Linked DNA regions of Homo sapiens: region 1 is linked to region 2. A link is a contact called in ENCODE Hi-C or POLR2A ChIA-PET data. All regions are on one chromosome and are shown on one strand. The core of a region is the stretch at or near the end of the contact, and the rest is flanking DNA. Distances in the headings are between cores, read along the strand shown. Region 1 holds the start of CDK11A (cyclin dependent kinase 11A). Region 2 overlaps SLC35E2B (solute carrier family 35 member E2B).

What was found. A loop is a pair of places that touch in the nucleus more often than their neighbours do. ChIA-PET counts read pairs that join two places held with the same protein, here RNA polymerase II (POLR2A). Pooled maps may share reads with other maps.
Region 1: a map with no recorded cell type shows a loop between it and region 2 (19-fold over the local background). The contact joins the promoter of CDK11A here to the enhancer-like site in region 2. A Hi-C loop is called at or near these places in 11 of 168 maps with a recorded cell type or tissue (CD8-positive, alpha-beta T cell, Caco-2, GM18951 and 7 more), 5 of 37 single-sample maps with no recorded cell type and 19 of 50 pooled maps. POLR2A ChIA-PET finds 5 or more read pairs at or near these places in 9 of 52 experiments (CD4-positive, alpha-beta T cell, CD4-positive, alpha-beta memory T cell, activated CD4-positive, alpha-beta T cell and 5 more).

The regions. Positions count from the first base shown.
Region 1 is chr1:1,719,397-1,726,042 of GRCh38, forward strand. It overlaps CDK11A (cyclin dependent kinase 11A), which reads right to left and starts at 4,961. Exons shown (of 20, transcript NM_024011.4): 1 at 4,862-4,961; 2 at 3,312-3,435; 3 at 2,200-2,315; 4 at 1-59. The coding sequence starts at 3,422. RefSeq lists enhancers at 4,844-5,073, 5,054-5,893.
Region 2 is chr1:1,675,913-1,680,169 of GRCh38, forward strand. It overlaps SLC35E2B (solute carrier family 35 member E2B), which reads right to left. Exons shown (of 10, transcript NM_001290264.2): 3 at 466-934; 4 at 152-287. The coding sequence starts at 787. Among named protein-coding and RNA genes, the nearest start is that of SLC35E2B, 15 kb to the right of the region's middle. RefSeq lists an enhancer at 2,093-2,142. Within about 2 kb of position 2,984, at least 15 of the 41 ENCODE cell types and tissues checked have a DNase peak (open chromatin) inside an H3K27ac peak, as active enhancers do; they include CD4-positive, alpha-beta T cell, CD8-positive, alpha-beta T cell and spleen, where a contact is called at or near this core.

The DNA.
Region 1 (6,646 bases), core at 3,711-6,210, 45 kb after region 2:
TTTCTTTCCGAGACATTTGCTGGGGTGGTTTGATGGCCAAAGAATCATCTTCTTCTCCTCTGAAATAAAACACAACAGCACTGCGTCATGCTTGAGAAAGTGCGGAAAAGCATCAGGCTATTATGAGGTTTTTTCAACCCAGAAAAATGCATGATTCAGATAGGAACGAAGCTGAAACATCATTTAAAAAATTACATTAATTCTCCAACTTCAGGCATCTTTTTTTTTTTTTTTTTTTAGACGGAGTCTCGCTCTGTCACCCAGGCTGGAGTGTAGACACGCGATCTCGGATCACTGCAACCTCCACCTTTCCGGGTTCACACCATTCTCCTGCCTCAGCCTCCGGAGTAGCTGGGACTACAGGCACCCGCCACCACACCCAGCTAATTTTTGTATTTTTAGTAGAGACGGGGTTTCACTGTGTTAGCCAAGATGGTCTCAATCTCCTAACCTGGTGATCTGCCTGCCTCGGCTTCCCAAAGTGCTGGGATTACAGGCGTGAGCCACCGCGCCCGGCCTAGGAGTCTTAAGATTCAGATGAAAAATGTAAGAAATCAATGTTTTGTGCAGATGGAACGAAATGCCTCTCAGAGGACCTGCAGGGGGTGAGGGGCAGGTTCATTAGCTTGACTGTGGTGACAGTTTCAGGGGCATGTAAAAATACATCACATCTTATTTATTTAATTTAATTTTATTTATTTATTTATTTTATTTGAGATTGGAGTCTTGCTCTGTCGCCCAGGCTGGAGGGCAGTGGCGAGACTCTCGGCTCACTACAAGCTCTACCTCCTGGGTTCATGCCATTCTCCTGCCTCAGCCTTCCAAGTAACTGGGACTACAGGCGCCCACCACCACGCCCGGCTAATTTTTTTTGTATTTTTTAGTAGAGACGGAGTTTCACTGTGTTAGCCAGGGTGGTCTCGATCTCCTGACCTTGTGATCTGCCCGCCTCAGCCTCCCAAAGTGCTGGGATTACAGGTGTGAGCCGCCACGCCCGGCCTGTATTTATTTTTTTGAGATGGAGTCTCGCTCTGTTGCCCAGGCTGGAGTCCAGCGGCGCAATCTTGGCTCACTGCAACCTCTGCCTCCTGTCCCAGGTTCGAGCAATTCTCCTGCCTCAGCCTCCGGAGTAGCTGGGAGTACAGGCGTGCGCTACCACACCCAGCTAATTTTTATATTTTTAGTAGAGACGGGGTTTCACCATATTGGTCAGGCTGATCTGAAACTCATGACCTCATGATCCACCCGCCTCAGCCTCCCAAAGTGCTGGGATTACAGGCATGAGCCATCGCACCCGGACTTATTATTTTTTTCAGACAGAATCTTGCTATGTCCCCCAGGGTAGAATACAGAGGCACAATCTTGGCTCACTGCAACCTTTGCCTCCCACATTCAAGCAATTCTCCTGCCTCAGCCTCCTGAGTAGCTGGGACTACAGGTGTACACCACCATGCCAGGCTAATTTTTGTATTTGTAGTAGAGACAGGCTTTCACCAGTAACCCTAGGAAAGAGTAAACCTCAATAGTTGTAACAGCATGCCCTGTCACAGTAATCCTAGGTCGTGGCTCGCACCTGTAATCCCAGCATTTTGGGAGGCCGAGGTGGACGGATCACCAGGTCAGAAGATCGAGACCATCCTGGCTAATTTTTTGTATTTTTAGTAGAGACGGGGTTTCACCGTGTTAGCCAGGAGGCTGAGGCAGGAGAATGGTGTGAACCAGGGAGGCGGAGCTTGCAGTGAGCCGAGATGGCGCCACTGCACTCCAGCCTGGGTGAGCAAGACTCTTGAGACACCGTCTCAAAAAAAAAAAGAGTACACTTCAGTATTTACAACAGCACACTGAGCACACTGTCACAGTAACCCTAGGAAAGAGTAAACCTTAATAGTTACAATAGCACACCCCGTCACGTAACCCTAGGGAAGAGTAAACCTCAATAGTTAAAACAGCACACCCCGTCACAGTAGCCCTAGGAAAGAGTAAACCTCAATAGTTACAACAGCACACCCTGTCACGGTAACCTTAGGAAAGAGTAATCTCAGTAGTACAACAGCTACAACACGCCCTGTCACGGTAACTCTAGGAAAGAGTAAACCTTAATAGTTACAATAGCACACAGTTGTCACAGTGACCCTAGGAAGGACTGGCCAGGCCAGGGCTGTGTACAGTTGGGTCTTGCACATCTGTACATCCGCTCACCTGTCTTCCATTGAGTCTTCTCTTCTATACGGGGAGTTCCTTATTGTGATCTCCATGCAGTGATCTCTCAGCTCCCCCTCCTCAAGGGAATCCCGCTTGGAATCCCGGTCATCAGACTAAGAAGCAAAGAGAAAGTTAATCATTTTCTTTATAAGTTTTTTTTTCTTCATAGATAAAAGTATTTTTAATGATAATCAAACCTGGGCAACATCCCAAAACAAACTTTCACATGTACTCTGAATGAGCCAGTGTTATAAAATATAAAGAATTTTTGGCCAGGTGCAGTGGCTCACGCTTGTTAATCCCAGCACTTTGGGAGGCCGAGGCGGGTGGATCACGAGGTCAGGACATTAAGACCATCCTGGCTAACACGGAGAGACCCCATCTCTACTAAAAATACAAAAAATTAGCTTGGCATGTTGGTGAGCCCCTGTAGTCCCAGCTACTCAGGAAGCTGAGGTAGGAGAATGGTGTGAACCTGGCCCTGGGCGACAGTGCGAGATTCCGTCTCAAAAACAAAAAAAAAGCTAACAAAGTGAGCACATGCTATTGGAAAAATACTCAAAGCAGAGTTGCTACAAACCTTTAATTTGGAAAAATTTCAATATCTGTGAAGCATAATAAAGTGAAGTGCAAGGTATGCCTGTACTCACTAACATCCCAAATGATGCTACAAATCTTAGCAAAAGAGGTACTTTGCCAATGCCTCTTACCAAATTACTAAAAAGGTTTCCTGAGTACATTACCATGCAAACCAAGAAAGACGTAAAATATTTATATTAATTTCAAGGCAAGTTCCCACTATATTAAAAATACTTAGAGATAGTATTATGAATATACTAATAATGAACCGAGAAAAATTAGTCCAGTTTTGCTAATGACTTAACATTCAACGTATTTTATTCTCCATGTATGCTCAATCTAGACACAGCTTTAGTGTGTTAAATCTGCCTTTAATGTCAACTGAATATTAGAATACATTTTGGGCTCACCTGCGACATTTGGAAGTACAAAAGAACTTCACCGAAGAAGCGTTGTTCTAATGGAAAAATGAGGGCAAAGAAATTAAATCTCCTTTAAGAAAACCACTTACTTAAAAAAATATGGCTTACATTTTTTAAGCGTTTTATCTCTGCTTTCTCCTCTTGTTCCTTCCTTCGTTTCTTTTCCTGAAGAATTTCATCTAAAGTTTTCACTTTCCAAGAGTCCTTTTCATCACCCATTTGAGTTAAAACACTGCAAAAAGAAAAATAATTCAGCCTACATCAGGACACAGCAAGCTATGGTGCTGAACACTTGAACCTAGTCACTTTTGAGGGATTCAGAATAAATCCTCATTAAGAATAAGAAGTTGTGCCCGGCGCAGTGGCTCAAGACGGTAACCCTAGCACTTTGGGAGGCCGAGGCGAGCAGATCGCTGGAGTTCCGGAGTTCAACACCAGCCCGGGCAACATGGCAAAACCTCGTCTCTACAAAAAATACAAAAGTTAGCCCAGTGTGGTGGCGCGTGCCTGTATTCCTAGCTACAGGAAGGAGGCTGCTAGAGGCAGGAGGATCACTTGAATCAGAGAGGTCAAGGCTGCAATGAGCCAAGACTGCGCCACTGCACTCCAGCCTAGATAACAAAGTAAGACTTGGTTAAAAAAAAAAAAAAAAAAAGGTAAGCTCTAGGCTGAGGCGGGTGGATCACAAGGTCGGGAGGTCAAGACCAGCCTGGCCAACACGGCGAAAACCCTGTCTCCACTAAAAATACAAAACTTAGCTGGGCGTGGTGGCGGGTGCCTGTAATCCCAGCTACTCGGGAGGCCGAGGCAGCAGAATCGCTTGAATCCGAAAGGCGGAGGTTCCGGTGAGCCGAGGTCGCGTCACTGCACTCCAGCAAGACCCCGTCTCAAAAAAAAAAAAAAAAAAAAAAAAAAAAAAAAAAACAAGAATGATAAGTTGTAAGCCAGGCAAGGTGGCGAGCGCCTGTAGTCCCATATACTCTGCAAGCTGAGATGGGAGACCGATTGAGCCCAGGAGTTCCAGGCTGAAGTGCGCTTGTGAACAGCCACTGCGCTGCAGCATGGGCGACAAAAAAGAGTGATGGGTTCTGAAAAATGACCGCTTGAAATCAAGTCTCGTTTCTGTCATTCTTGTATGGTCTTGGGTAACGTAATTCACCTCAGTTCAGTCTTCCGTACAACCAGAATAACAACACCTACGTGATAGTATCGATCGCGGATTAAAGATCATCCGTTTAAAGGCTCTTAACTCAGGACCTGCCACTCATCAAACACTGCTTTTACTGTCAGAATCTGCTAGAAAGACCGCTTGGACTACGTGAAGCCACTAGCACACTGGACAGCTGCACCTTGAGACCGGGGAGATGCTCCGAGATGTGCTCGCGAACAAGGCCACCTGACCCGGGCACTGGGCTATTTCCTCGGGTTCAGTCCCGCACACTTGAGGTTCAGCCTGGCAGACGTTGGCTCCAGACAGCGTTTGGACCCGCCGCCTCCACCACCCAAAGTTCCGTGCGGGATGAGACTGTCCGCGGAAGCGAGGGTGTCGCTCGCCCCCGGGCCCGGGTCCGCCCCGCTCCGAGGCCTGCTCGGAAGAAAGACCTCGGTGCGCAGTTCTCGTCGCGCTCCCACACCTGGTCCGCCCAGTCGGAACTCACCCCTACGGGGCCGCGGCCGGTCCCTGAGCCTGAGAAGAAACAGCAACCGGCGCTCGCCAGAAGTATCCTCACTTCCTGTGTTGACGCCTAATGATGATATAATAGCCGACCTCTGGCCCAGAACTCAAGACGACAGGGGCTCGCTCTGTGCGGCACTTCCTGTGTCTGCGCGGGATGATGACGCATAAAACAGCGCTTGCTCAGGTCCAGGACTCCAAAAGAAACTGCGCCGTGAGCTGCACTTCCGACTTCGGCGCGGGCCGGGGCGCCGAGCAGAGCGACGCCGACTTTTGGAGCAGTTTGCGCCTGCGCGGAACGCGTGGCCGGCTTCCGGAATCCTACCGGGACTTTTCCGGTAGCGAAGCCCGCGCCTGTGCCAAGGCTTGCGAGCAGAATGCCTTCGCGATGGACGCCCGCATTCCACCCCCTTGACCGCTGGGACCCCTAGTGGCGGGTGGGTGGAGCGCGCTCCATTTACCTGCTGGTTACCTCGTGAGGCGCCTCAGGTCTGTGTGTCTTGTAAAGGCCGATCTCGGAATTTAACTCTGAACCTTACTCAGAAACAAAGCAGGGAGAGCTCTTACGATGTGATTTTATTTTATTTATTCATGTATTTACTTTTGAGTCGGAGCCTTGCTCTGCCGCCCAGGTTGGAGTGCAGTGGCGTGGTCTTGGCTCACTGCAGCCTCCTCCCGGGTTCAAGGAATTTTCCTGCCTCAGCCTCCCGAGTAGCTGGAACCACAGGCCCGCGCCACCACGCCCGGCTAATTTTTATATTTTTGGTAGAGACGAGGTTTCGCCATATTGGCCAGGCTGGTCTCGAACTCCTGACCTCAAGTGATCCGCCTGCTTCGTCCTCCTAAAGTGCTGGGATTACAGGCGTGAGCCACCGCGCCGGGCCTTTTACAATGTGATTTTGAAGCTGACACTGGCAGTGGGTCCTCAAAGTGCAGACTCACTGGGTATGGTGCTTCCCCCAACTCCCAGGGCCCCACTCCAAACCCATGGATTCAGAGCATTGCAGGAGAAGAGGATAAAACGAGCAATTAATTCCCTTTCCATATGTCAGGTTTTCCTCTTGCCTTGAAAAGTCACAGAAAAATGCTTTAGACATCTGAATCTCAGGAAACAAACAATGGAAGATAAACATCCGCATTTACTGGGCCTGAAATGGGAAAATGAAAGATGTGGCAAGAAACTGACAAGGGCCCAAGAAGGGCGATGGGTATCGGAATTCTTTTCATCCCGGAATGAAATGCTGCTTGCTTTGTGTACCCAAGCTCTTTTTTTATTTTTATTTTTTTGAGACGGAGTCTCGCTCTGTTGCCCAGGCTGGAGTGCAGTGGCGCGATCTCGGGTCACTGGAAGCTCCGCCACCCGGATTCACGCCATTCTCCCGCCTCCACTCCATTCGCCCGCATTAGGCTCCTGAGTACCTGTGACTACAGGCGCCTGCCACCATGCCCGGCTAATTTTTTTTTTATTTTCGGTAGAGACGGGGTTTTACCGTGTTAGCCAGGATGGTCTCAATCTCCTGACCTCGTGATCAGCCTGCCTCTGCCTCCCAAAGTGCTGGGATTACAGGCGTGAGCCACCGCGCCTGGCCTCCCCCAAGCTCTTAATGTTGCTTCCTGAGTTCTTGGTAACTGGGGAAATCTCCCTATTTTTTTATTTTTATTTTTTTTTGAGACGGAGTCTTGCTCTGTCGCCCAGGCTGGAGTGCAGTGGCGCAATCTCGGCTCACTGCAAGCCCCACCTCCCGGGTTCAACGCCATTATCCTGCGA
Region 2 (4,257 bases), core at 1,734-4,233:
CATTTGGTGTCCTGAAATCTGGACAGCCCTGGTGCTTTTATAAAGTCTGCACTGAAAACTCACCAGCCAGCAGAGTCCCCGCTCTAGTAACGAGAGGGACTTTACATTTAAAGAAAAAGAGACACTCAACCAAAACCAGGAGATTCTTTACCTCATCAGACCCACAAACAGCATCGTCATAAGGAAGTTGGGTGGGTAGGAAAGCCGGGCCTTGTGCTGATACAAACAGCAAGGAACGAGGGTTTTCACACACCCGATAACCGTGGTGGACAGCATCTGCACCGCACCTGCGGGAGGGAGGGGGCCGAAGACAAGAGGGAGAATCACCCCTCCCATGCCTGCAGTGGGCTCCACCCCCGGCCTCCCATCCTGACCTGGGCTCCCCCGGCCCTCCCGGGTGGTTGCTGGCTGCTCCCTGTGGGGTGGCAGGTGGCCGGCTTCCACCCTGCCCGAGCCGCCGCCTACCTAGCATGCTGGGCTCGCCTCCCAGCAGGGACAGGATGTACTTGTTGAGGAAGAGCGTGCAGAAGCTGAAGAAGAACCACAGCGTGAGGTAGAGCAGCGCCCGCGAGCTCCACACACCCAAGTCTGACTCGATGACCGTGGTCTCCGTGATGGTGACGGTCAGTACGTTCTCATCTGTGCCGCCGTCGCTCTTGGCAAAAACAATCTTCTCACTTCGGTGACCAAACAGAGAGCCCCAGCTGAGAGGCGACCTGCCTTTCGGCTTCTCTTCGGAGCCAGGAACCAGCTCTTCCAGTGCTGGGGTTTTCACCGAGGACGACATGCTGAAGCCACAGCCACGAACGATTTTACCTCCAGGCTGGGCAGCATGGGTCACCGTGACCGCCCGGGGGTGGGGCCGCAGCAGGGACTCCGGGCGCCAGGAACGAGGCCACCAGGGCCTCTCCCAGGCAAAGCGCAGAAGCAGACGCTAAAATATTAAGAAAAGGAAACACATCACCCGTTTTGAACATTTAATGTCCTCAAAGGTTTCAACCACCAATTTAAAATCACTTTGAAAATGCAATTGGGCCGGGCACGGTGGCTCACACCTGTAATCCCAGCACTTTGGGAGGCCGAGGCAGGTGGATCACCTTAGGTCAGGAGTTCGAGACCACCCTGGCCAACATGACGAAACCCCGTCTCTACTAAAAATATAAAAACTAGCAGGGCATGGTGGCCGGCGCCTGTAATCCCAGCTACTCGGGAGGCTGAGGCAGAAGAATTGCTTGAACCCAGGAGACGGAGGTTGCAGTGAGCCGACATGATACCACTGCACTCCAGCCTCAGTGACAGAGTGAGACTCTGTCTCAAGAAAAGAAAAAAAGAAAATGCAATCGTTCACTGTCCAAAGATTTTTAGCAATTGAATCCCGTTTTTCTCTGCGCGTGTTGGCGGATCCTTGCTCTTGAGAGACGGTCTCCTGGCACACTTGACTGTCGTCCTGGCAGACCTGGGGCTGTGGGTCCTTCACGCCCTGCCTGGCAGCTGCACCTTCTCGATGGGCTTTGTGGCTGCCGCTGTCGGGTGCCCAGGACTAATTCCATGCTACTTTCTTTTTCCTTTTTTTTTTTTTTTTTGAGACGGAGTATTGCTCTGTCGCCCAGGCTGAAGTGCAGAGGCGTGATCTGGGCTCACTGCAAGCTCCGCCTCCCGGGTTCTCGCCATTCTCCTGCCTCAGGCTCCCGAGTAGCTGGGACGACAGGCGTCCGCCACCACGTCCGGCTAATTTTTTGTAATTTTTTTTTTTTTAGTAGAGACGGGTTTTCACCGTGTTAGCCAGGATGGTCTCGATCTCCTGACCTCGTGAACCGCCCACCTCGGCCTCCTAAAGTTCCATGCTACTTTCTAGACAGACTCCGTGGTATAAAACCACACTTACACCCGCTTCACGCTCAGGCGACTGTGGCTTCGGGGCGAGACACCCCCTCCCTTCCCACGAGCTCCAGGAAGGTCAGAACAGCCGTTTCCTCCTGAGGTCCAGTGGGAATCATCCCCCCAGCTGGGGCTTTGCACAGACGCCACTGTGACTCCGCAGCACCGAGACCCCACCTCCCCCAGGTCTCAATCCCAGCGCTCAGGCAGCCCGATTTCCTGTTTCTCACACCTGGGTTTCTCTTCCTGCTTCGGGGGAGGCTGTGCATCTGAAGGGGCGCCCATCCTGTCTCACCAAGGCGCTCTGGGAGCGTGTGGTGCCGGCCGTGCTGCCCGACCCAGTACCCCTCCTCGTCTCACTTCTCCCCCGGGAAACTGGGGTTCCCACCTCATTCGTGACCTCCTTCTGTGTTTATGTTTATGCACTTGCGTGCGTGCCATATGTATACATAAATATTCTGTGTTCACACTGAGGGACGCACGCCACCCCCTCCCCCATGAAGACCTCGCCTGGGTGCTCAGGCCGGCCTCTCCCCCAGCTCACCTGCCCAGCAGTGCTCAGAGGTGCCTGAAACTTGGCCTCCCCATACCCGGGAACAGGCGCTTCTGCCCTCTCCCCAGTGGCGGCAATGCCAGGGCCTCTGCAGCCTTCCTCTCTCTCCTCCCCTCCCCCTGCTGTGTGTGTCTGTGCACCCAGGTCTCCCCGTCTGCCCATCACACCGCCAGCTCAGTGCCACCCAGACGCTCCCAGGCCACCCATGTGTGCCCTGACCCCTCGGTGCACCAGGACAGCTGCCTCCAAGGGCACCCCAGGCCTCAGTGAGGAGAAGGCCGACCCCTCCACCAGTTCCCACAGCCTCGGAATAACAAAGGACTCATCCACTCCTCGGGCCACTGACAGTGCCAGATCTCCACAAAGACACCATTCCCTTCTTCCTGTTCAGCAGCACAGTCCCACTGCTTAGCCTGGGGTGACAACAAGCTGGGAGCTAAACCTCCATGGGCTGCAGCCTCCCTGGAGCTAGGACTGGCTGGGCCCTGAGCCAGGGAGCTAGGAGACTTTGTGCCAGTTTCCCGGACTGATGGGCCCTGGCTGGGGGTGGAGCAGCTACCTGGCTTTCCTGAGGTGAAAATCCAACAACAAAGGGTGCGGCAGAGCAAAAGGACAGAGCACTCGCGACAGGGCTCCGCAAGGCAGGGGTGGAGCTCATGGCAGGCGTGGATCTCACTCCCCACCTCACTAGGCCTCACGGCCCTTGACCTCTCCCTCCCACCTCGAAGGCTGCCCCCTGGCTGGGGACGCTGTCACAGCACCCGCTACACAGGCTCTGCCACCACCAGCGAGTTTCTAAAACCAAATTCATTTACATGGCAAGGAGGCCACGCTCAAGAAACCCCTCCAGGAGCAAGGAACAGCACGTGGGCTCGGGCGTGTGCAGACGACGCCAGTCACGTCCCACCTGACGTCGAGGCAAACCTGGAATTCAAAAGGCAAGCATCTCCCTCTTGCCAGAACAGTCTGTCCACTTAGCTTCCCTCTGAGAAACTCACAGCATCCCAGGCAAAACTGCTCCCCGCAATGAGGACCCCCATTCCCCTTCTCTGCTGACACTGTGCTCCAAGAAGCCTGTGGGACCCACACAAGCAGCCCAGTCCCCACCCTAATGTTTGCTCACAATTAGTGGAAACAAAAAAACAGAAATCACACTTCACTGACGCTGCCGTTCTCTGTACATCAAGAACTTAAGGTTCTGGGCCAGGCGCCGTGGCTCACACCTGGAATCCCAGCACTTTGGGAGGCCAAGGTGGGCGGATCACCTGAGCTCAGGAGTTCATGACCAGCCTGGCAAACACAGCAAAACCCCGTCTCTACTAAAAGTACAAAAAAAAAATCAGCCGGGTGTGGTGGCTGGCACCTGTAATCCCAGCTACTCGGGAGGCTGAGGCAGGAGAATCACTTGAACCTGGAAGGCAGAGCTTGCAGTGAGCTGAGATCGCGCCATTGCACCCCAGCCTGAGCAACAGAGCGAGACTCCCGTCAAAAAAAAAAAAAAAAAAAATGCTGGGCGCGATGGCTCACACCTGTAATCCCAGCACTTTGGGAGGCCGAGGAGGGTGGATCATGAGGTCAGGAGTTCAAGACCAGCCTGACCAACGTGGAGAAACCCCGTCTCTACTAAAAATACAAAATTAGCCGGGCGTAGTGGATGCCTGTAATCCCAGCTACTCAGGAGGCTGAGGCAGGAGAATCGCTTGAACCCGGGAGGCGGAGGTTGCGGTGAGCCGAGATCACACCGTTGTACTCCAGCCTGGGCAACAAGAGTGAAACTCCGTCTCAAAAAAAAAAAATTTTTTTTTAATGTAGCCGGGCATGGTGGT